5 separate regions of the Homo sapiens genome follow, and regions 2, 3, 4 and 5 are each linked to region 1. Evidence: chromatin loops called from intact Hi-C (ENCODE). Cell type or tissue: B cell. All regions are shown on one strand.

Region 1 (5,000 bases):
CATATAGATAATTCCAATTCAACGTTACAATTTTTTTTTATGAACCTCTTGGATTTTTTTCCTCTTCCACTAAAAATCTTGATTCTTAGTATTTATTTATATTCATATATGTGCTTTATAATTAACAGAAATTACAGGGAACAGTTCAACATTTCTTTGCGGGATAAGCTCTCAGAGGCAAGAAGCCACTTTATTAATGGTTTATTTTTTACTTCTGACACAGGCAGAACCAAAGGTGCTAGAGTAGAGCAACAAAGTAGAAGCAAAGAAGAGTACGCAAGGTGCTCCAGAGATGCTATAGTTAGAAAAATTCCACATGGATTTACACTGGCAGAATTACACTTCACAACATGTTTCAAAATTCCGAGTTCCACAAAATTCAAATGCCACAAAACAAAATACACAGTGAATAAAAAAGAAAACATCTACTCATATTTATATATTAGCTCTAATCTTTACAAGGTGGAGCCCCATTTTATAAAGAAACTAAAAACTAAGAGATTAAGCTAACCAAATTCACACCCACTCATGCCTTGTCTAATCTTGTCTCCAATCATGGGCCCAAATCTTTTTTGTAACTATTTCCTAACAGCTGGACACACCTGTAACAAAAACACAATTCTTCACTCACAGAACAAAACAGCTTTCATTAACTCTCTCGCAGTTCAGGAACTAAACAGGGCTACCTATTACCTCCTGAATCAGATTTCACCTGACTTAATTCAATCCTATCACCCATTGTTCCCATCACTTCTAATTCCAGTCAGACCAGTGAGTTCTCTGTTCTAAAAAATGCCAAGATAATTCCCACCCACAGACATACTCACGATTCATCTTTTCACGCAACTTTCACGGAGCATTTACTACGTGTTCTAGGCCTGTACTCGATACTAAGAGGAGAAAGACAAAACAAGAAATCCCACCTCAAAGAGTTAATAACATTATAGGAAAGAGATACTTGTAACTGATTAGGTAGACTCAAACAAGTACTATACTGGGGTACAAAGTCCTATTGAAAACAGAGGAAGATGTCAAAAAGAAGTGACCAATTGGAACTTACATGTACTGCTGGTAGTAGTGGAAAGTGAAAAAAAGATACTTAAAACTTTTCAGCAGACTCTCCTAAAGCTGAACATACACAGAACCCATGACCCATTAGTTTCACTCCATGTTACATACCTAGAGAAACATATATATTTAAACCAGAGGACGTGCAAATATGTTCATAGCAGTACTTACTTGCATTAGTCAAAAACTGGAAATAGCCTATGTGTCCATCAATAGTACAATGGATAGTGTTATACTCACACAATGAAACAATATGAAATCAACAAAAAATGAAGTCCACAAATATTGAAAGAAATGCTGAAAGAAAGAAACCATACACACACAATTTTGATTACATAAAGTTTGAAAACAGGCAAAACTAGTCAAAACCAGTGATTCAGTGGTGGAGTGGGGAGTGTGCAGTGATGAAGATGAGGACACGGGAGAAGTTTCTGGGTGCTGGCAACGTTCTATTTCTTCTGGGTACCGGTTATAAGGATGAATTCACTTCAAGAAAATTCATCAAGCTATACACACTTATGATTTATGTAGTTTGTTTTACACTTTAACAAAAATTTTACTTACAAAAGACAGATGGGGAAAAAGGAAAACAGAAAAGTAAACTAGCATTTATATTCTAGTAAGTTCCTAGACACCATGGAAATTATTCTATCTAATCACAGCCACCTCTGGAGGTTGTGGTATACACGTGTTATTTCCTTTTTCAGCCCCACATCTGAATCCTCTTTCCTATGTTTGGGGAATCCCCCACCTTATGAGGCAGCGCCTACCTCCAGATGGTGATTCAAAAGCAAATGACTCAAAGAAGCTGGGTCCTCAGAAAATCTATTCTGGCAAGTGAAAGCAGCAAGCACAGCAGCTTCATCCAGTTTCCAGAGACAGTAATTCTACCTACAGTGTCTAGCACCCCCTGATGGTATTGGCGATTCAACCTCGTCTGTGCCTAGAATCTTGTTCCTGGATGCTAACTTCTCAGCCTATTTCTCCAGCCCTCCAAGAGATTCTGTGAGCCACCTAACACCCTGTTCATAAGTTCCTTTCCCAGACTCAATTTCTGTTGCTCACAACTAAAAGTCTTGACTATTACCCCATTTGATAAATGTGAAAAAAAGCTAATAACTTTGAAAAACAGTTTGGTGGTTTTTTATAAAGTTAAATTCACTTATCATACAATCCAGCGCTCCCACACCCAAGGTATTTGCCCAACAGAAATGAAAATGTTTATAGCAAATTTACTCATAATGGCCAAAAACTAGAAATAACCCCAAAATCCATCAACTGGTAAATGAATAAACTGTGGTAAATCCATACACTGGAATACTTCTGGGCAATAAAAAGAAATGCACTCCTGATACATGCAATTACACAGATGCATCTCGAAAGCACAGAGGCTAAATGAAAGAGGTTTGACTAAAAATGAGTCACACTTAAGAAATCAGATCAATGGTTTCCAGGAGCAGGAGGTGAAGAGAGGGAACTGACTACATGGCACTGAAAGGAACGTTTTGTAGTAATGGATATATCTTGATGGTGGTTACATGACTAAGTCTGTCAAAATTCATAGAACCGTATATTCAAAAAAAATGTATTTTACTATATTCAAAGTATACGTCAATAAAAATGACTTTTTTATTATTAAAAGGGACTCAAGAATGGCCAGAAATCTTCCTCAAGGTCACATATATACTAAGCAGATTCAAACTCAGGTTCTAATTCAGATGCCATGCCTTGAAGGTTAAAGAGATCTTGCTAAAGGCACAGAAAAGAGAAGATTGGGAAAGATAAGGGAAACTAAGTTGTCCTTTTCTCCCCAAAACCTAATCAAAATTTTTCAAGGCCTGCCTCAGACCCCCACCTCTGCCATACAGCCATCCATTTACTTATTCCACAAATATATCTTGAATGGTTACTATGTGCCACGCACTGTGACACTTTAGGTTACATCTGTAAACAAAACAGAAATCCCTGCCCTCATGGAGCTTCAGCTTAGCGGTGTTGGGGAGTGAGGGGGTGGCGGGGTGGGGAGGAAGAGCAATGTATCACTGTCTCAGTCCATTTTATGCTATTATAACAGAATACCACAGATTTGGTAATTTATAATGAATAAAAATATATTTGGCTCATGGTTCTAGAGTCTTGGAAATCCAAGACTAAGGGGCCACATCTGGTGAGAGCTTTCTTGCCACGTCATAACATGGTGGAAGGCATCACATGAGCGAGAGAAAGAGATCTAATTCACAGCCTCAAGTTCTTTTATAATCAGCATTAATCCATTCGTGAGAGTAAATTCCTCATGATCTAAACACCTCCTACTAGGTCTCACCTCCCCAAGTTGCTGCGGGGATTAAGTTTCCAACACATGCTTTTTGGGAGACGCATTCAAACCACGGCAATCATAAACATAAGTCAATAATGTACTCAATCAATGTTAAATGTTATGCAAAAATTTAAAAGAGGAGAATCCAGAATGTAGGAGGAGCAAGTTACATAATTAAAGGTAACCAGGGTAAGCTTACTGAATATGGTGAGCTTTGAGGAGATCTGAAAATGGTAAAGAACATTTCCAACAGAAAGAACATCAAGTGCAAAGGCCCTGAGTCTAACACACACCTGTTTGAAGAAGAGCAAGGAGGTGAATGCAGTAAGCCAAAGGATAACAACAACAGATGTGGTCAGAGAGGTAACAGGGTCAGATGAAGTAGGGCCTAGTTTGGCTGTTACTGAGTGAAACAGGGAGGCAATGCAGGGTTTTGAGCAGAAAATGCATATGATCTGACATATTTATTGTTTTCTCTTTTTTTTTTTTTCTTTTTTTTTTTTTTTTGAGATAGAGTCTCACTCTGTCGCTCAGGCTGGAGTGCAGTGGTGCAATCTTGGCTCACTGCAACCTCCGCCTCCCAGGTTCAAGCTGTTCTTGAGCCTCAGCCTCCCAAGTAGCTGGGATTACAGGTATGCACCCCACACCTGGCTAATTTTTGTATTTTTAGTAGAGACAAGGTTTCACCATGTTGGCCAGGCTGGTCTCAAACTCCCAACCTCAGGTCATTCACCCACCTCAGCCTCCCAAAGTGCTGGGATTACAGGCCACTGCACCCGGCCTGATCTGACATATTTCTAAAGGATTATTCTGGCTACTGTGTTGAGCTAGACTGTTGGAGGTAAACATACAGCAGAGGATCTAATTAGAAATCCATCACAACGATGCAGGTGAGACATGATAATCAGACGAGGGTAATGGCAACGGCAGAGATGGTAAGAAGTGTTACGACACTGCAGATATTTTAAGGTGAGGTCAACGAGACTTCCTAGCAGATTGGATGTGGGATGTGAGAAAAGGAGTGTAGGTTAACTCCATCGGTTTTGGCCTAAACAACCGGAGGATGGCATTGCCTTGATCAGAGATGGGGAGACCTATGGGTGGCACATATTTTTAAAGAAAGAAAAGGAGTTGGGTTTTAGACATGTTCCATTTAAAATGTCTAACATCCTGGTGGGCAGGCAGCTGGACACATGGCTCGGAAGGACAAAAAGAAGAGATCTAGGTTAGAGATATCAACTTGGGAGCCAGTTCAAGGATAGTACTTAAAGATGTGTAAGTCTAGATAAAGATCTCCAATGGACACGCCAATTTTTAAAGGCAGGAGAGAAAGGAGTAAATAACAAAGGAAACTGACAAGGATTGACCAATAAAATGTGTGTGTGGGGTTGGGGGACAGGGGGAGCTGCACACAACATGCAGTATCCTGGAAGCCAAAAGTGAATAAAGTGTATTACGGAGGAATGAATAATTGTGTCAAATGCTGGGCATAGGTCAAACAAAATGAGGACTGTGAACTGACTGTTGAATTTAGGCACTTTGATGTTACTAATGACCTTGTCAAGGGCACGTTCAGCTAAGAAGTTTGGGAAATAGAGGAAAAACCTGATTAAAG
Region 2 (5,000 bases), 140 kb before region 1:
TGGCCTCCTTGCTGTTCTCAGACCTTTGCACTGGTCAGTCTCTCTGCTTGTAATGTTCTCCTGAATGTCTGCATGGCTTCACTGTCCCCTCATCCAGTCTTCGGCTCATATATCCACAGCTTCTCAAATTGCAGTATCTAAAGTAGCAGCTCCCCCAACCTTTATGCCATTACGTCCTTATCCTATCTTATTTTTCCCTACTGGAATGGAGGCTGTGCAGCAGAAGAGACAATCTCTTTGGCTTACTGCTGAATCCACAGTACCAGGAACAGGATCTCGCTTATAAATATCGATTGAATAAGTGAATGAATAAATACACTGTTGAGTGTCTACCATGTGTTTTACAAAGAAGAGTTAACATGGATTTGGGCAAAGCTTAATAGTTTCCAGCCAGAAGTTTTACCTTTTGGATTCCCATTAGCTTGAAACACTTTAATAATATATGGATCCTTTATTTCCATATATGGAAAGGTGGGGAAAGTCCAGATAGGAGGTATCTAATGTCTTTTTTTTTCTTGCCTATGCCTTCAATGAGTTAAGTCTGACAAGGCTGCCTTCAGTGTGTCTGCACAGCACATATATTTTGTGCTTAGATATATAATTCCTTCTAGACCTGGAGAACTTTGCATGTTTGGGGTACACTTTGGATGTTTCCCCCTATTTGCACATGATTTCAGGTGAGATAGTAGTTTTTCTTGAAATCGGCTCATAGCCTGAAAAGAGTACAGATTCACCAGAACATAAGAGAATGGGATTTTTCTGCCAGAAGGTGAGCTATGGTATGTACAGTTTAGTTAGTGATGATTTGTTGTCTTCTGGCAGCTATACTTAATACCAAAAAATTTTAAGAGAGATACACACAATAGTTGAACCTGTTATGGGCAAAGTGATAATTCAGTGGTAACTTGCCAGTTCAAAATTAGGAAGTCATTGGCAAGTGCATCCTGAGCCCTGCATTCTGTGGCTTGCGTGAGGTATGAGTACACATGAGGATCTGTGGTTTGAGTCCATTAGACCTCGAAAGGGCGGTTCATGATATGTGGTTCCAAAAGCTTGTTTGGAAACAAGCTTTTGAACTTTTTCATGTGGAATTTACAAAGGTAACTTTTGCTCTGCAACTCACTGAAATCTCTTTCCATTATTTTTTAAATGTTTGTAAATTGTGGCTTGGTTTACTCAGTTGTACAGTTGACCTTTGAACAACATGGTATGAACCGCATGGGTCCACTTATACGTGGATTTTTTTCAATAAAAGTTATACCAACTATGCCTCCTGTCTCCCCTTCTACCTCTGCCTCCTCCACTTCTGCCTCTGCTACCTTTGAGACAGAAAGACCAACCCCTCTTCCTCCTCCTCCTCAGCCTACCCATCATGAGGACAACCAGGATGAAGACCTTTATGATGATCCACTTCCACTTAGTGAATAGTAAATATATTTTCTCTTCCTTACGATTTTCTTAATATTTTCTCTAGCTTGTTATATTGTAGGAATTCAGTACATAATACCTATAATGTACAAAATATGTATTAATTGACTTTATGTTTTCATTATGGCTTCTGGTAAATAGTAAGCCATTAGTAAGTAAATTCTGGGGGAGTCAGAAGTTACACGTGGATTTTCAGGTGCGCAGGGCGTCAGTGCCCCTAACTCGTGTTGTTCAAGGGTTAACTGTACTTCCTGATAATCAAGGTGAGAATTGGAAATATTTTGCCTCACATGCCAGTCTAGGAAAAAGATAGCTACTTTTGTTGTCATTGTTGTGATATTTGGTCTTTTGAGAAGGGTCTTGCTCTGTCACCCTGGCTGGAATGTAGTGGCACAGTCATGGCTCACTGCAGCCTCAACCTCCCAGACTCAAACGATCCTCCCATGTCAGCCTCTCAAGTAGCTGCGAGTACAGGCATGCACCACCATTTCCTGGCTAATTTTTTTTTTTTATTTTGTGTAGAGACAAGGTCTCTTTGTGTTGCCCAGGCTGGTCTCGAACTCCTGGACTCAAGTGATCAACCCACCTCTCCCTCCCAAAGTGCTGGGATTACAGGTGTGCGCCACTGCGCCGACCATTGTTGTGTTTTAATATTATGATATTGTTGTAATTTGTAGTATTGATATAGTTCTTAAAAGCATCTTATTTCTTCCTCACAATACCCTGTGAGATACAATAGGGCACATCAAGTGACTTACCCAAGTCATACCAGCTGTATAGTGACAGACCACCCTAGTAGAACTGAGGCCTCTGACTCTTATGTTCCCAATGCTTTCCAACGCATTCCACTGTCTCTTACCATTGCAAAGGTTCAAGAATTAAATTTGGTGTGGCAGTATCTGAAATGGCCACAAGATGGGTGTGTTGCTCAAAAATGTCTATCTTCTTCTCGGTGCCCTTGGAAATTTTTTTTTTTTTCTTTATAAATCTTTGTCTGTCTCAGTCCTTACTTGCCTCTCTACTTTTGTCTTTTTCAGGCCTTTTACTTCTCCTATTCTCCCTCTTTCTCCTTAAAGTGAACTTATTATGGAACTGAAATGTTTTACTTATTTCTTGAGGAGTTTAGATCCCCTGCTCCTAAACTAAAATTTAACAGTGTACCTTAGAACTCATTTAGCTATCCATTGAACTTCTCCCGCTTTATGGGTCAGTGACCTGAGATAGAAAAATTGTTCCACTTCTGATAGAGGATCTAAAAGGAATTCCATTCTAAATAGATTATTCTAGAAGATCATTTATGGACCTGGGAGCCCCACAGCCCTTTCATACAACTGCACCTTGCATAGTCTTTAGAGGGGAATATTGAAAGGTCTTTTAGATTTTTGATTCAAGAAATATGCAAGGGAAGCTCTTTCTTCATGTCTGTATAGGCATTTTTGAGAACAAGTGAGACATATGAGGCTAGTTTAGAAGACCCAAGAATCATGCTCTAAGAGATGGCCCAGTGAGTTTCCTAGATCAGACCTGAGGACTTGGCCATTTTGCCATAGAATCCTGCTTAAGGTGAAATGGAATTGCTGAACCATTGCTTCATTAGAACGTGTCATTTTAAACACAACGTGATGTGCCAGACTTCAAACTACTTGTAAGAAAAGATACTAGTACAAAAACCAAATAGCAGTGTCTCCAAATTAATATAATTCTTAACCATTTGCTATTTGGAGAAACAGAAAACTCTTCAGCATTTTCCCTTGGGGGATATTTTTATTCCAGAGCTTAAAAACAACACTAGTTTGAACTTCATTCTCTGTTCAAATTGTTTGTGTAGTTAGTATGTATTAGATTTAAGCTCTCTGAGGGCAGCGACTTCATCCGTCTTGTTTGTTGATGGATTCGCAGAATCATACACAGTGCTCTCATACAGTGAAATAATCCTCACAGTGACCATATGAGGGCCTTTTAGGGATGTGCATACTGAGACATAGAGAATTGATGTAAACTCTCAAAGGATATAAAGTTAGTAACTAATGGAGTTGGGATTAGATCCCAAGAGTTTCAGACTCTGAAGTCAATTCTTATGGGCATTCTGCTTTACTGTAAATGATGGATTGAATGAATGGGACAGGAGCCATTTGTGTGTTATCCCTTTTTAGTGATGTTAGTAATGTAATCTCAATCTCTGTGTCAGAGTTGAAACTTATTCTCTATACACTACACAAAGTTCAGCTTTCTTTATAACTAGACCAGACTGTAGTTTTATTTCTTTGCTTGTTCCTACCTTTTAGAATCAGATTTTATGAGGAAACTTCTGAATGGATGCTCTCTCTGTAATGAACCCTAAATTTTGCCAGTTGTTGCAAGGGTAGCAGTGGGCACTGCCTTCTTTTAATAAGCTGGTCTCCCTTAGTCCTTATCTGTTTGGGTTCTCTGCTACTAATTTGCTTCTTCCATTTTAGAAAAACACTCTGGTGGTAGAACCAGAATACCTAATTGTACTTAGTGATCTTTGAAGGAGTTTGAGTATTAACTGTTTGAACAAATTAAATAAAAAGGCTCAGAAATTAAATAGAATGTTTATTTCCATTGGTGAAGAATGCAGACCTTCGAGACCCACAGACCTTGGCTTTTATCCTGGCTCCGCCTCTGCTGTGTGACCCCAGGGTAGGTTAACATCGCAGGGTTGTGACAGAATAAGATGATGCCTTTAAAGTGGCTGCTGCTTGCATCCCTCAAATACGAGTGTTCTTCTGGCCTGCCCTGTTTTGACCTTTGCCCAGGCATCCAGAGTACTTTCCTTAAGTCAGTTCAAGTCAACAAACGCTTGTAGATTTTCTTATGTGTTCAGCACTGAGCAGGCCACAGAGATAAATAAGAAACAGGAATCACCCCAAACTTGCATTCTTATGCTGGCATTGCCACTTAACACTGGGTCCTTAACTTTGGACAAGTCACCTATCTATGATACGGTATGATGTGAGCCATCTGTGATATGATAAGTATCACCTGTGATATGATCTATGATAGAGTAAAATGAGGGAGATAATCCCTGCTCTACTCATCTCAATAAGTTGTTTTGAGAAGTAAATAAAATAGTAGATATGTAGGCATCTTGTTATCCTGAAAGTCCTGAGTAAATCTCAGGTTCTTTTTATCAGTAACTAAAAATCAGTCCCTGTCCTGAGCATTAAACAGGAAGATAGACTTGTGTCAGATTTCTTTATTTAGCTTTCTGATAGTCCTACCACATGAAGCAATGAAGACTTTGGAGTCAGGATCTCCTTAATGTACCAGACTCTTTCTTACCCCCCACTGTCTACCCACTCACCCAACAACATGCTTCTCTCTCGCCATGCAGAGCTACTAATGTTCAACCTCCCACTTCACTGGATTCCCTATGACTCCAGCTCAGCAGAGATTCTGATTTTGGCAACACTTTTTTAAGCCAAACTTTGAAAGCAGCTCCACTTCCAGAGGGTAGCCTGTTTCATGCTTTTCTGTGTTAAATTGACTTTGTTTAAAATGGCTCTTTGTTTGCAGCACATGTTCAGAGTTGTAGCTGTGTCTCTTGATTC
Region 3 (5,000 bases), 110 kb after region 1:
AAGGCCACCTGGAGGCCTTTCCTGAGATCTCCTATCTTACAGGTGGAGGGAGAGTAGGGTGATGGGGTGGCATGGAGGAGGGAACTTCACCGAGGGCCCAACTCCCATCTTCTGGGTAAAGTCCTCTAGTGAGAGCCCAGAAAAATCACAAGAGTCCAGCCCCCCAGCCATTGACCAGCTGGAGAAACTGAGGCCCCAAAAGTGGAGGTACTTACAGTCACTCAGAGAAGTGGGTGCAGAGGTGGGGCTGGAATTCATCTCCATGCCCTTCCCATGGCCTGTGCTGGGAGTGTGGCTTCAGATCTGAGAAGGCCTTAGATCATTTGTTCATTCCTTCATTCATTTGTTCATTCATTCTTTCATTCAGCTAGTCAGTCAACAAACATTTCTTGAGTGTCCACTCTGTGTCAGATGCTAGATTTAATAATTGTGGGTATGGCTTGGTCCCTGCCCTCATGGAGTTTATAGTCTAGCACTGTGCTGCCCAGTGCAGTAGCCTCTGGCCACATGTGGCTGTTGAGCAGTTGAAATGCAGCTGTTCCAAACTGAGATGTGTTACAAGTGTGAAATACACACTGGATTTTGAAGACTTAGTATGGAAGAAAGTAAGATATCTCAATGATTATTTATTTATTATTATTTTTTTTTTTAGACAGAGTCTTGCTCTGTTGCCCAGGCTAGAGTGCAGCAGCGCAATCTTGGCTCACTGTAGACTCTGCCTCCTAAGATCAAGCAATTCTCCTGTCTTAGCCTTTTGAGTAGCTGGGACTACAGGCACACGCCACCAATCCTGGCTAATTTTTGCATTTTTAGTAGAGACAGGGTTTCACCACGTTGGTCAGGCTGGTCTTGAACTCCTGACCCTAGGTGATCCGCCTGCCTCGGCCTCTCAAAATGCTGGGATTACAGGCGTGAGCCATGGCACCCAGCCATTAATAATTTTTTTTATCTTGATTACATGTAGGAATGATATTTGGAGTATAGTGGGTTAAACAAAATATTAGATTAACTTCTTCTGCATCTTTTTACTTTCTTAAACAGTAGTTACAGGGGACGGTGGTTCATGTCTGTAATCCCAGCACTTTGGAAGGCTGAGGCAGGAGGATTGCTTGAGTCCAGGATTTTGAGACCAGCCTGAGCTATATAGGAAGACTCCACCTCTACAAGAAATAGAAAAAATTAGCTAGGTGTGGTGGCACACGACTGTAGTCCCAGCTACTCAGGAGGCTGAGGTGGGAGGATTGCTTGAGCCAGAGAGTTCGAGACTGCAGTGAGAAGTGATTGTGCCACTGTACTCTAGCCCTGCTCATTCTTCTGAGAGGAGGTGGCTTCCTCTTGCCAGTGAGGAGGTCTCTTGGGGCCCGTGTGAGCAGCCGAGTACTTGGGGGCACCAGCTCTGTGGCTGTACCACCTGGACCTGGTCTTGATTCTGCCACTCACCAGCTGTGACTCACCACCCCACAATGACCCACATGATTACAATTGTGCTATGGGTCTTTTTTTTTTTTTTTTTTTTTTGAGACAGGGTCTTGCTCTGTTACCCAGGTGGGAGTGCAGTGATGTGATCACAGCTCACTGCAGCCTCGAACTCCTGGGCTCAAGCTACCCCCTAGCCTTAAGCTCCTGAGTAGCTGGGACTACAGTTGTGCTCCACTGCGCCCGGCTAATTTTTTAAAAAATAGAGACAGGATCTCACTTTGTTGCCCAGGCTGGTTTTGAACTCCTGGGCTCGAACAGTCATCCTACCTCGGCCTCCCAAAGTGCTGGGATTACAGGCATGAGCCACTGTGCCCAGCCTGTGCTGAGTTTTGCAGGGAGAGCACTCGAGCAGGTTAATGGCAGCGTCCGGCCAGTGGAGGAGGTGGCATTTGAGTGGAGGCCCCCAGGGTAAGGAGAAGCAACTAGAGGGGAACAGCATGCTGGACCAAGGGAACAGCAGGGATGGAGATCGGCCCTGTTGAGGCCCTGAGAGAAGCAGGTCAGCTTGGCCGAGGCTCAGAGATCTGGCCAGGAGGGGGGCCCTGGTGGTGGACAGAGGCCAGATCACAGGACCTCAAGGGCCACACTGAGGAGATTGTTCTTTATCTGGAGGGCAGCTGGGAGCCATGGAAGGTGTGTAAGCATAGGAGTGCCTGGAAGCCTCAAGCGCTCTCTGGCCTTGTATAAGGATTGAGAGAGGCAGAGTCTGAAGCTGGCTTTCTCTTCCTCCAGAGAGGTGGCCCATGGCAGGGCTTGAATTCTCGCCAGGTGGAGCTTGCTGGAACTCCAGCTTCACTGCTCTCTCGCCGTGTGGCTGTGTGACCTCAGCCAGATGACCTGCCTCTCTGTGCTTCGGTTTCCTTATCTGTAAAACAGGAATAACGGTGGTGAGTCACTCGAGGGTTCTGCGAAGACTTGGTGACGTAACGCTTGCGAAGTGCTTGGCACAGAGTAGGTCCACGAATAGTTGTCCCTTTTCCTTTTCCCTTCCTGAGTCCCCCCACCCCACCTGTCAAACACCATGCCCCCGCTCCTCAGGCGGCAGGAAGCAGGATCGGAGGAGCGTTTCTGCACCCGTCAGAGTATTTATAGCTGTGTGCTGTCAGCCCGATGTTGTTTTTCGGTTGCATATATATTTTTACATTTTCCACCGTCACACATGGTTTCTCAGTGCGGTTGAGAAGCAGCGGGGGTGGAGGGTGGTGGATGCAGAGAGTGGAGAGTGTAGGAGGCGGAGCCGGATGGCCCAGGACAGCACCGAGGGACGGCCTCGGTCACTTCTGTCTCAGCTCAGAAGCCATCGATGGTTCCCTATTACCCTCTGCCCGCAGCCCGGGCTCCTTCGCCATGGGTCCAGGCCCTCCCGAGAAGGATTACATGTAGGAATGATACTGCGCACCGCAGCTGCGTTTCTCACCACTGGCTCTCTCCACTCCCCGCGTCTGAGCCACTTTCTTCCCCGAGTGCATAACCAGGGGAAAGCGAACCGGACGTAGCTCTGCTACTCACCAGCTGCGTGACCTCAAGCAAGTTTCTTTACCTTTCTGAGCCAACGTTTCCTTTCCTGTGAGACAGGAGCACTAACTCCAGTGTCCTGGAGCTGCCGTGAGGATTGAGTGTACAGGCGCCTGCCCACGAATCCATGGTAGCCATTGTTAGGCGCGCTTCAGTCGCGTGTCTCCAGGCCTTTGCACAGGCCGTTCCCTCTGCCAGGAATCCCCAGGCCACCTCTTCAGGGAGTCCTCCGGGCCTACTGCTCCCCCGCACCTCAGCCCATCCACTCTGGGAGGGGACTAGGAGAGTTCTTTGTAACGAAATTCTTTCTCCTCTAAAAATAGATGTCACACTCCTTGCTTATAAAAATAATCCGTACCCTCCCAGTACCAAGCCTTCCCGTGTTCCTGCTCTATCCTCACACACTTCCCCGGGAAGTGGGTACCATGTCTCCATTCTTCAGGTGTGGGAAGTGGATTCGGGAAGGGAAGTGACTCATCCCAGCTCTACTCAAACTCAGACTTCAGACTCAAGGCCCCGTGGTTCTTGCTACGCGCAGCCTGACATGGCCTCCCTCCCCTACACAAGGCAGAGTTGTCTTCAGAATCTGTCACGTGGGTGATCATGCGACCCCACGGGGTGTTCTGAGGAAGCAGAGGGGCCCTGAACTAGATGCCATGGCTTGGTGCCCAGGACACACTCCCTTTCCTCGCAGGTCACTGCCTCCAGTCTCAGAGCCCACCCAGGCTCCTCTCTGCTCTCTGACCTCCTTCTCACAACTTGGGAGCCCAGGGCCCCCCACTCCCTGCCTGCCAAAGGCCAGGCCCTCAGAGCTGGCTGTGTACCCCTAGCCTTGGCGTCTGAAGTGGGTGGAGCTGGCCGTAGAGGGCACTGTTGCTAGGCAACAGTCTGGCAAAGAGTATCAGGCGCCCTGAGAGGAAATGAAAAGGGGCCTTTCCTTGGGGGCTGGAGGGGAACAAGGTGGGGATGGAAAGAAGAAGGGCCTCCACCTCTTCTCCATGCTGCCAAGACCTATACCTCATCTTCACCCTCTCCATCCCCACTTCAACCTCTCACTTATTATTTTTTGAGATGGAGTTTCATTCTTGTTGCCCAGGCTGGAGTGCAGTGGTGCAATCTCGGCTCACTGCAACCTCCGCCTCCTAGGTTCAAGCAATTCTCCTGCCTCAGCCTCCCAAGTAGCTGAGATTACAGGCACCACGCCTGGCTAATTTTTTGGTATGTGGTAGAGACAGGGTTTCACCATGTTGGTCAGGCTGGTCTTGAACTCCTGACCTCAGGTGATCCACCCGTCTTGGCCTCCCAAAGTGCTGGGATTACAGGCGTGAGCCACTTTGCCCGGCCTCAACCCCTCACTTATTTACTCATCTCTACTCTCATTCATTCATTCATCATTACACTCACTCGTTAATTAGCTTGTTAATTTATTTACTTGCTGTCTGGTGAATCACGGCTTCACTACTTGCTGCGACTTCGTTACCCCATCTGTGAAATGGGAATAATGACTGTATAGATTTCATAGGGTTGTGTTTACACCGCCCATGGTGAGCACATTATAAATGTTTGTTCTTATGATGATGAGTTATTCACAATACTTCCTAAGCACCAGATCTGTGCCTAGCGTCACGCGGGGCTCTGCGGTGACGGAGGTAAATGAGCTCTCAGCTCAGTGGGAGAGACAGATAAGACCACAGGTGGAGCTGGCATGGGCCTTGCCCATCACCTCCAGATTTCCTCCGATTGTTTTGTGGGCACATAGGGGAGTGTTAAGGGCAGGGGCTGTGGAGCCCTGCACCATGGAATTGTAGGCTGACCCTTTACTTACTAATGCTGCACTCTTGGGTGACAGATTTAACCCCTCTGACCTTGGTTTTCCATCTGCAAAGTGGGACCTGGCAGTAAACATCTTCCTGGATCTAGAGAGGATGCAATGAGATCATGTGTGACCCTTTCTGGGCACTGGGTCAGCTTGCAACAGGGCAGCAATTATTGTTATTGGTGCACGG
Region 4 (5,000 bases), 120 kb before region 1:
GTGCTTTCTTTCTTTAAGTTCTACCTGTATTACAGAACTTGTCAGATTTTACTAAGATAAGCAATTTACTGAAAAGTGCCTCACTAACATATTTACAGCTCAGAGGACAGGAACTTGGGAAAGTTCTGTGCTCATGGCTATGTTTGCGCAAAGCAACATTACCTAGAGCAGGATGACACTGGCCTTCGTCATAATTAATGTTTAACCAGATGTGTGTGTGTGTGTGTGTGTGTGTGTGTGTGTGTGTGTGTGTGTGTGTGTGTGTTTGAGACAGAGTCTTGCTCTGTCATCCAGGCTAGAGTGCAGTGGCGCCATCTCGGCTCACTGCAACCTCCGCCTCCCAGGTTCAAGCTATTCTCCTTCCTCGCCTCCCAGCTAGCTGGGATTACAGGCTTGTGCCACCGTGCCAGCTAATTTTTCGATTTTTAGTAGAGGTAGGGTTTCACCATCTTGGCCAGGCTGGTCTCGAACTCCTGAGCTCGTGATCCACCCGCCTTGGCCTCCCAAAGTGCTGGGATTACAGCTGTGAGCCACTGCGCCTGGCCAACCAGATCTGGTTTTTAAACAGAACTTATTTTCTGATTCTAAAACTTTAATATTCTTGCAGAAAATTTGGAAAAGAAGAGTAAATAAGGGAAAAAAGCCCTTATGATCCATTTTCCACATATAACATCTTTATTAATACTGTGGTGTGTATTCTTTCAGTCTTTGTTCAGTGTTTAACGTCTAAAATTTCATTCATTCTGAGATAAGCATTTCTTTTCACATTTACATCTCTGAAAGTCGGATGTTTTATAATTGGCTTTTTGTGGTTTAATTGGCAGAATGTTTTCTTAGAGGAACATAAAATGACATTTCTTACAGTTAATGGCATCTTATTTTGATGAAATGTGGAATACATTTTATTTGTAATCATAGTTTATGTACATTTTTGTGTTCTATTTCAACCAGCATGCATCCATTTTCCAATGTTATAAAAGTTCCTCAAAAACCTTTTAGAGGCTGTGTACTTCCTTGTATAAATATAGCACAGTATATTTAATATTTAATTGTTTTTGAATAGTTTATCCCCTGCTTTTTTGCCTGTCTCCAGTTCTACAGTGAAAATTTTTGTACATAAATTTTTATCTAGTTACAGCTTCATTTTTCAGCCTGGGTTCCTAGAAGTGAGATTACTGAATCAAGACAATGATAATTTTATTATTTTTGGTGTATAATACCAAGTGGCTTTTCCAGTAGGTTATCTGCCAGTTTACAAAGAGCACAGGTTTTCAGAAACTGTAGTGCTCAACAGAGAAGCCGTCTCTTGGTGTCCCCCAAAGGAGATGCTCACACCATCCTAAAGGGCCAGTTCCTCTTCTTTGCCTCTTCACATCTAACATTCAATTTCAGCAAAAAGTGGATGACTGTGAGCGGTGCCGGGAATTTTTCAACAAAGAAGGGCGTGTAAAAGGCATAAGCTCAACCAAGGAGGTTTTAGATGAGGACACGGATGAAGAGAAAGAGACGCTCAAGAACCAGCTGAGAGAAATGGAGCTAGAACTGGCACAGACCAAACTCCAGCTGGTGGAGGCCGAGTGTAAGATACAGGTAACAGCAGCAGAGCTCAGACATGTGCCTGCGGGCTGGGTTTCCTGATGTGCACTAGAGACCCCAGAAATTATCTTTATGGTTTGGGGTTTTTCCACACCTTTTAAACTTTGGTCACAGTTGTCATGAGAAGAAATATAGGACTTGTTACTGGCCAGTGGATGTCTCATCAGTATTTGGCCTGTCTTGAGGATTTCCGCTGTCATATTGAGAATAATACACAAAAGCTTGGAATCTTTTGATGGGATGAGAAGACAGTGCTTTAGAAACACAGCTCTACCACTGAACTGTTTGACCTTGGGTTAGTAACCTCCCTACATCTCAGGTTCCTTATCTACAAATGGAAATGATGAGAGTCCCTATCTGATAGGTTGGTTTGAGGACTAAGTAAGATAGTGTGCACAAATGGCTTGGCAGAATGTCGGGGGCTTTATAAATGCAAGCTTTTGTTCTTCCAGTTCCCACCACTTAACTAGCTTTGTGACTGTTAATATACTACCTATCTGAGCCTCCTTTCCTGATAAAGAAGTTAGGGCTTGTTTTGGTCATCTTAATACACATTGCTAGGTCCACCAGCACCACTAAACCCTAAGCACTGTTTATGGAGGGAACAAGTTCAGGATAAAAGCTTTAGGGCTGATTCTCCCTCATGGCACACATTCACTGGGCATCTGCTCTTTGGCAGGCCCTGTTATAGGTCTGGGACTGCAAAGCTAAGGCCTGGTAGTGTGACTACCCGGAATAATCAGGAAAGGCATCACCAAGGCAGCAGTAGCTGTGCTGTGATCAAAGAATGCACAGGGCTTGTAGCTACAGGAGAGAGAGAACAGTGGCAATTCCAGGCAGAGGGAGTGGCATGTTCAGCAGCACAAGGAGGAGAGTGGCTGCCCAGGAAGGACCCTCAGGAGTTCTTTCCTTGCAGTAGGGGATGGAGGTGGTGCTAAGGCTGGAAGAGAGTGTGTGGATCCAGATTGCGAAGCATTTCAAATGCCATGCTAGGGAGTTTAAAGATTTTTGCCAAAATGAAATGATGTCACCAGAAATAGAGCATTACCTGTCTGCCTGGTGTGCATTAGGTGGACAGAAGAGGGAGACATAGCAAGTAGAAGACTGTTTTAATAAATAGACCAGGCAAGAAATTAGATCTTAACTAAAAGCTCCCAAATCTTTAGGCATTTCAGGCATTTCTATGCCAGTTGGAGACTGGGGGAATTCCCCGAGGCCTCTCCAGAGTAAATAGACTGCATTCTTGTCTTGGTTCTCCTCTGGGGAGCCAGTGTCATTGACACCAAGCCCAGCATCCTCATGCACACTGTTCCTCTTGCAGGACTTGGAACACCATTTAGGGCTTGCCCTCAATGAGGTGCAGGCAGCCAAGAAGACGTGGTTTAACCGAACACTGAGCTCCATAAAGACAGCAACCGGGGTTCAAGGGAAAGAGACTTGCTGAGAGCAGCTGCCGCCTCCCGACACCTTCAGAAAACACGACACCTTTTGTTGCCTTCTTTGGCCAGATGTGTGATTCTGTGACTTGTCCCAGGACCAGAATGTACCTAAGTCAGATCCATAGACGCATGTTGGTAGGTCACTGGACCAGAGCTTGTGAAGCAGGCAACCTCTGGGGTAAGACTACTGATACTAACAGGCCTGCTAGCTCAGCCGACGCTCTGGACACTCTAGAAATCACTCCTCAGTGTGACCTCCCAGGCCTCTTCCCCGTGTACGTCAACACCTCACCCAGCCTAAAGGCTGAGTTTACATGATCAGAGTTAGGGGATCCTTCAGTCTGTTGATTTTTTTTCTAAACCTTTTTTTTTTAATATACATATATATATATATATATATATATATATATATATATATATATATATATAGTGGGGGTGGGGCAAGGGATCAGAAATTCAAATAATTCTTTTCTGCTTCAATGCCAGCAGAAGGTCCCCCAGGTAGACATGGAGAAGCACTTTGTTTTAAATAGGAGGGTTTCATAGTTGCATCTGAAGCCACCTGGTTCTGTTAAACTGTATGGTGCAGGTTTTGGGTTTGGCATTATTCATGTTTCTGATCAATTCTATGCAACTCTCATAGTTCCTGTTACTTTTTAGCATTAGCTGCCAAATGACTTCAAAAGGCTGGGGTGGGTGACTTGACTGTGAGACTGGATTATAACATGGACAAATCTTATTTTGCTTAATGTGTTTGTGTGTGTGTGTGTGTGTGTGTGTGTGTGTGTATGTATATATATATATAAATATCTTTCCCAATATGCCCCGTTGACAGTGTTTAAATTCCAGACTAGGACTGCTGATCTGCACAATTTAATTATGTGGTTATTCGAGCACTTAATTTCACTCAAGGTTCATTGGGCTCTGCTCTCCTCCCTGCCATTACGGGAGCTGTGGACAGAGCTCCCTCACTTCAAGATTCCTAGTGTTTTTGCACAACAGGTTGTCCAAGTGAGAAAGACTGAGTTGCGTGTCTGTAAATGTCTGCGCAGGGTGCACATGCTGCGAGGTCTCCATCCTCCGGGCCTGTCCCTCCCAGATGGGCTGGGCCTTTGGGCCCTCCTCAGAGTATGCCTGGGTACAAACCTCACTGTTCAGATGGGCTGTAAGTTCTCACTTCAAAGCTATGGAATGGATTTTAGCACCTTTAAAAAAAAAAAAAACTTTGACTTTTAATTTATATAGTGATATGCTGACAGGCTGACACGCAGATGGTTTTGTCCTCTTTTCTGCGTTCAGTGTTGAGGCGGCTGCTTACAAGAGGCACTGGTTTTGTATATAAAGACACTCGGGTTGTTTTGTAGCTCTTTTTCTTATTGGCTGTACTAACGCTTGCTGAGGTTATCTGTAATAAGGGAGGTAACAAGTGGCAACCCCCTCCCCACCAACCATCCCCTTTGCTGCTTTCTGTGTCTTTCTTGTTCAGTTACCAAAATAGCTGTAAGCCTATCTAATGCTAGGTGTGTGGACATTGTGCTAAGGTAGTTTCAGTGTGTCAACTTTATGAATTGAAATATAAACCAGTAAAATTGTATTACTGTTTCTTTTGTTGGTTTTATTTTAACAGCATATTGATTAAATATTTTGGTACAAACAAACAGCATTGCTTTGTAAAAACCAGTTTTGTCATCACCTACTCCTGTCGCCTCCCCTTCTTCCCTCATCCCCTGCGCACAGAAGCAGTCAGAGAAGACCACTGTGTGTGCTGTAAGAGAGGCATGTGTGAGCGCGAGGCAGCCCCTCACCCACCTGTTGAGACGTATGGAGTGGTAGGGTGTGGCAGGCCACATGGGGCAAGATGACGACGTTGATGCCTCTGTGTTTGTTTATGATGAACATTGCCCCTCTGAGAAATAACATGCTGTAGTAGCAGGGATGAGGGACACTTGGTGTTTTTGAGGCTTA
Region 5 (5,000 bases), 96 kb after region 1:
TGGGGACTGCGCAGAGAAGAGTGAAGGGAAAGATGGTGTCAGAACTTCCTGGGTCCCTCTGTCTAAAACCTCTCAATAAAACCTCATTCCACCCTTATCTCCAACAATCTTTCCCCCTTCAAATCCACTCTTGCTTTTGTATTTACTTTGTAAACAGCTGAGGACCTTCAGCTCTTAGGTTTCCAATTATGACACAATTTTATTTTTCTAGTAACTGCCACCAACAGGACTCCATGAAGCCCTCTGCCTGGCTGGGAGTTATGTGTCTTTGACCACACCTGGGTTCCATTTCTTTCAGATGGTTTTGGCTATAAGAACAGTCTTATTCTAGTTAAGACCTGGTAATTTTAAAACTTCAGGCTCAGGCCGGGCATGGTGGCTCACACCTGCAATCTCAGCACTTTGGGAGGCCGAGGCGGGCAAATCACCTGAGGTCAGGAGTTTGAGACCAGCTTGGTCAACATGGTGAAACCCCGTCTCTACTAAAAATACAAAAATTAGCTGGGCGTGGTGGCGGGCTCCTGTAATCCCAGCTACTCGGGAGGCTGAGGCAGGAGAATCGCAGACCCAGGAGGCAGAGGTTGCAATGAGCCGAGATCATGCCATTGCACTCCAGCCTGGGCAACAAGAGCGAAACTCTGCCTCAAAAACAAATAAACAAAACAAAACAAACAACAACGAAAAACCTTCAGGCTCAGATCTGTTTCAAAATTTAGTTCTTCCTCTGCAAGGCAAGCTGGGCTGGGAGCTCTAAGGGCTTGAAGTGTGAGTGTGTGTGTGTTTTGGGGAGTTCAGAGGTCACACGCACACACACTCACACCCCTTCTCTGGGCTCACCCCTAGGGTTGGGGCTTGAGGAGAAGAAAGAAGGACACAGCTGTCTCTGGACTGACCCTTGGCTAGAAGATTGTGTGGTGCCCCTCCTGTAACCCATGGCTGTGGTGGGCTGAGCTCAAAGCCTGACACCTGGCGGTTGTAGGTGAAGGCCCCTATAGGCCCCACTGATCAGGGACTCAATTCCAGGCCCCTTCCTCAGGCACTGGTGGTTTCTCCCCAGAGAAGTGACACCTTCCAGTTAATCTTTGGCCGGCCCCTGTGCCACACCCCTCCCTTATGTTGAGATTCTTGGACCCGTGCTGAGAGGGTCCAAGCATGGGTTCAAGAATCTGCAGCCCCCGAGTCTTACCTTCCATAGCCTCTGCTCCCAGACCCCCGTGTCTCCCAGGAACCGGAAGCCCAGGGGCCTTTCCCTGGCACTGCTCTCCACAACCCCATCTGATGGCCCTGGGGCTGAGCAGATGTCTGGCCAGGGAATGACACGTGAGTCCCCCCGCTTCTTACAGTCACCCCCAGACTTGATCAGCAGATCAAGTCTCCCCTCCTCTGCAGAGTTCTGAGGGGTAGAGAAGACATTTTTATGTCTGAAAAGGTGTATATGTGCAAATTCTGGTGTCTCTCAAGGTAAAGCTCAACCAGACCGATTTGGCCTCTCTCCCCCTGGGGGACAGAGTCTCAGGGTGGCTCTCACTGGTGACCTCTGGAACAGAAGATTCCTATCAGGACCTCCCATGGTGCCTTTACACCAGCCTTGCCCACAGCATCTTCCCAGACACAGGGCTAGACATCCGGAAGTCAGGGCATCATCCTAACTGCCCTCTCCTCTTTCCTGCCCCACAACATCTCCTCGGTCACCAGACCTACTTCTCTGCTCCTGGTTCAGGTTCAGGTTCATGGCCTGGACGTCAGCACGGGTCTCACTAGTTTCCCTGCCCAAGTTCCTCCCCTCCACTGGCAGTGACCTTCCTAAGCCTTAATCTTAGTTTCATCACTTCCCTTCACATCTGATGGCTCCCTATTACCCAGAGAATCATATTTCAACTTCTTACTTTCAAATTCTAGGCTTCTCTTGATGTGATCTCCACCCTCATCTCCAGCCAGGTACACACAGTGTGACAGTTGGTAATGACTGGCCCCAGAGCACTGTGTTGAGGGCTGTGAGGGTTGAATCAGGGTTCAGTGGGAAGGAGAGTGCGGTGATCAATTAGTGATGCCTGCCATGGACGCAGGGGCGGCAGAACTGCAAGGTTTTTGCCACCCTGTGCTAGTCATATTAAACTGTCCACATTTTCTCACCTGGAATCCAGCTGGACTCTCCTTCTTTCCTTTCTCCATGGCTCAGGATTGGGGTATGAAGACCCATGTCTCAGGTTATTGCCACCATGAACTCACCATTCTCCCCCAAACTTGCCAAATATTTACACATGCTGTTCCCCGCTGCTGAGACTCCCTTCCATTTGTCCTCCATTGGACAAATCTCTCCTCATTTTTCTGTCCTAATGAACTCGGGTGACCATGTTTCTCAGTTGCCTGGGCTTGCACTGTGGTGCTGGCATTATTAATAACCAATCATTATTAATAGCACCCCTTTCACTTTCACACCTGTCTCAGTTTGCACTATGAATCATCCATGCTTACCTGGATTCTAGCACATGTGATGCCAAAGACCCTTGTGTCATTTAGGTCTGTCTTGTCAACACTCATCCCAGTGTCTGGCACAGATAGGATCGTTGGAGTGGAGTGGAATTGAGCTAATGGGAAGAAGGAGAGAAAGCAGGCAGAAGGGTGAGGTGGGGAGACCCAGTGGCCCCAGTCAGAGGAGTGGAATAGTCAATAACAACATCAGAGAAGAAACCAGGGCTTCCAATCAGGCCTGCAGATCACTCCTGGGAGGGGAGGGGCCGTGATGGAGACACCGATGGGGTAGAACATAAACAATCTGATGAGGAAGGCCCAGACCTTGCTGGCTCACTCATGGCATCGGAAAGTGAGAGATCTAAAAATAAAGCTGGCAGACAGAGAGGAAGTGGGCCCAGCTGAGGTGCAGCCCTGTGCCTCTGGCTGCCGGCTCCCTGTGGCCAGGCTCCGAGGGGGTCCTGGTGACAGGGCTGAAGCCTCAGGGTCTCTACACATGCAGTTCTCACTGCTTGGAATGTGCCTTTCCTGAGCCCTTCCCCCAGCAAACTCCTCTTCCTGAAGACTTCAGCTTAAAGGACCCTTAATAATCATTCTCTGACTCTCACCCCCTCCCGCAACCCACATCCTGGATAGATCAGTCCTCCCTGTTATACTCCCCGCGATCTTTCCTCCATGGTTCTGTCATTAGATCTTACTTACGTGATCATCTACCTAACGTCTACCGAACTCCTTCACACGACTTTGAGCAGAGGCTGAGAGCAGGGGCTTGAAATCCGATGCCTGGGCTCAAATTCTGCTCTGTTTACACAGGCTGTGTGACCTTGGGCATCTCTTTGTACCTCTCTGTGCCTCATCTGTAAAATCTTTCCTTGTCTAAAATGGAGATAACACTCTGGGCATGGTGGCTCATACCTGTAATCCCAGCACACTTTGGGAGGCCGAGGCGGACAGATCACTTGAGCCCAGGAGTTCAAGACCAGCCTGGGCAACCTGGTCAAACCCCATGTCTACGAAATATACAAAAACGAGCCAGACATGATGGCACATACCTGTGGTCCCAGCTACTCAGGAGGCTGAGGCTGGAGGATCACTTGAGCCTGGGAGGTCAGCACTGCAGTGAGCCATGATTGCATCACTTCACTCTAGCCTAGGCGACAGAGTGAGACCTAGTGTCAAAAAAAAAAATAAAATAAAATAAAAATGGAGACAATGCCAGCAACTGCTTGTCAGCATTGTTGTAAGGATAATGTGTGTTGAAGCACATGGGGTATTTAGAACCTGCCATCCCTGACACATGGCAGGCCCCTTTACTAGTGGCGTTCAGTATTGTTATCACCCGAGGCCAGGGTCAAATCTGTATTCTTACCTCACTTTGCAGCACCTAGCAAAGTGCCTGGCAAGCTCAGTAATGACTGCCGAATGAATGTGTCTTTATTTATGCACCACCTTGTTCCAAAAAAGACTTGAGGCTGTAAGATGACATATGTCATTGAGAGCATTGTGATTTTTTTTTTTAGACAGGGTCTCACTCTGTCACCCAGGCTGGAGTACAGTGGCATGATCATAGCTTACTTCAGCCTCAACCTCCTGGGTTCAAGCTATCCTCCCACCTCAGCCTCCTAGGTAGCCGGGACCACAGCCATGCGCCACCACATCCAGCTAGTTTTTAAATATTTTTATAGAGATGGGGTCCCGCTATGTTGCCCACGCTGGTCTTGAACTCTTGGGCTCAAGCCATCCACCCACCTCAGCCTCCCAAATTGTTGGGATTACAGGCGTGAGCCACAATGCCCCACTAGCACTGTGAATTGTAAAGCACATTCAAAAATCTAGTTGTTACCATCAATAGCCCTTGACTCTCCCCATGGATAGTCTTCCTAATGACAGTCTGCCCGGAGTGTCACACACCTGTGTGGTTGACTAGCTCCCTGCCTCCCAGAGTGTCTGTTTTTGTCTGGTGATAAGAAAAGTCTGGGTCTCAACTGCTCATGAGGCTGACGCAGGAGAATCGCTTGAACCTGGGAGGTTGTAACACTGCATCACAGCCTGGGCAACAGAGACTCTATCTCAAAAAAAAAAAAAAAAAAAAAAAAAAAAAGAGGAAAGAAAAGTCTGGGTCTTGCAGAACAGCAGAACGGAACCTAAACCTGCCTCAGGTAACTTCTGGTGGCCGGTCCCAGTTCTGCCCTCAGGGCTTCAGCCCTTTCAGCCCAGGACCTCCTCCAAGGGATTTGAGGACCAGGAAGCTCCAGTCTGATCTGTGAGCTGGGAAGGGGAGTGAGGGGCTGGGGCAGATATGTGCTTGGCCGCCCGGGGAGGTGCCCTGGCTGTCCACCCGCACCCAGGCCTCTGAGGGCAAGCTGGGGGTGTGAGGACAATGGAGCTGTGTTTTAGTTAAACCGTAGCTCTTGGTGAAATCCCAGGGAGCCTGAATAATTGACAGTGTGGTCAGCAGCTGACCGCTGACTTTCAGGCATGGTGGAAATCGATCTGGTCAACATTTACTGCCCTGGCCCTGGGAGGCC

Evidence for each region. Peaks named below come from ENCODE experiments on the same cell type or tissue, not always from the same donor. Only the 100,000 strongest peaks of a DNase experiment are listed, where the experiment ranks them.
Region 2: it touches region 1 in a loop (14-fold over the local background); 28 of 110 quality-filtered maps call a loop at or near these places.
Region 3: a loop joins it to region 1, with 6 times the contacts of the local background. A loop is called at or near these places in 9 of 110 quality-filtered maps.
Region 4: it touches region 1 in a loop (4-fold over the local background); 14 of 110 quality-filtered maps call a loop at or near these places.
Region 5: it touches region 1 in a loop (2.4-fold over the local background); 6 of 110 quality-filtered maps call a loop at or near these places.

Annotation. Positions count from the first base shown.
Region 1 is chr9:123,223,692-123,228,691 of GRCh38, forward strand. All of the region lies in intron 2 of STRBP (spermatid perinuclear RNA binding protein), which reads right to left. Among named protein-coding and RNA genes, the nearest start is that of STRBP, 42 kb to the right of the region's middle. In B cell, a CTCF peak has its summit at 1,989 (motif pointing left); a DNase peak (open chromatin) is centred at 1,870; H3K27ac peaks cover 4,263 bases.
Region 2 is chr9:123,079,678-123,084,677 of GRCh38, forward strand. All of the region lies in intron 19 of RABGAP1 (RAB GTPase activating protein 1), which reads left to right. Among named protein-coding and RNA genes, the nearest start is that of MIR600, 29 kb to the right of the region's middle. In B cell, CTCF peaks have their summits at 2,328 (motif pointing right) and 2,534; a DNase peak (open chromatin) is centred at 2,334.
Region 3 is chr9:123,336,788-123,341,787 of GRCh38, forward strand. LOC124902266 (a long non-coding RNA gene) reads right to left here and starts at 3,263. Exons shown (of 2, transcript XR_007061760.1): 1 at 3,020-3,263; 2 at 614-2,344. RefSeq lists enhancers at 1,278-1,437, 2,298-3,307. In B cell, no CTCF peak of the experiment used is centred here; DNase peaks (open chromatin) are centred at 1,384, 2,644 and 3,734; H3K4me3 peaks cover 2,397 bases; H3K27ac peaks cover 4,545 bases.
Region 4 is chr9:123,100,174-123,105,173 of GRCh38, forward strand. RABGAP1 (RAB GTPase activating protein 1) reads left to right here. Exons shown (of 26, transcript NM_012197.4): 25 at 1,393-1,590; 26 at 2,918-4,693. The coding sequence ends at 3,040. Among named protein-coding and RNA genes, the nearest start is that of MIR600, 9.0 kb to the right of the region's middle. RefSeq lists a silencer at 2,397-2,691. In B cell, a CTCF peak has its summit at 2,635 (motif pointing right); a DNase peak (open chromatin) is centred at 2,711; H3K27ac peaks cover 3,014 bases.
Region 5 is chr9:123,320,031-123,325,030 of GRCh38, forward strand. LOC105376265 (a long non-coding RNA gene) reads right to left here and starts at 1,964. Exons shown (of 4, transcript XR_930331.3): 1 at 1,887-1,964. In B cell, no CTCF peak of the experiment used is centred here; DNase peaks (open chromatin) are centred at 2,931 and 4,631; H3K4me3 peaks cover 1,309 bases; H3K27ac peaks cover 1,919 bases.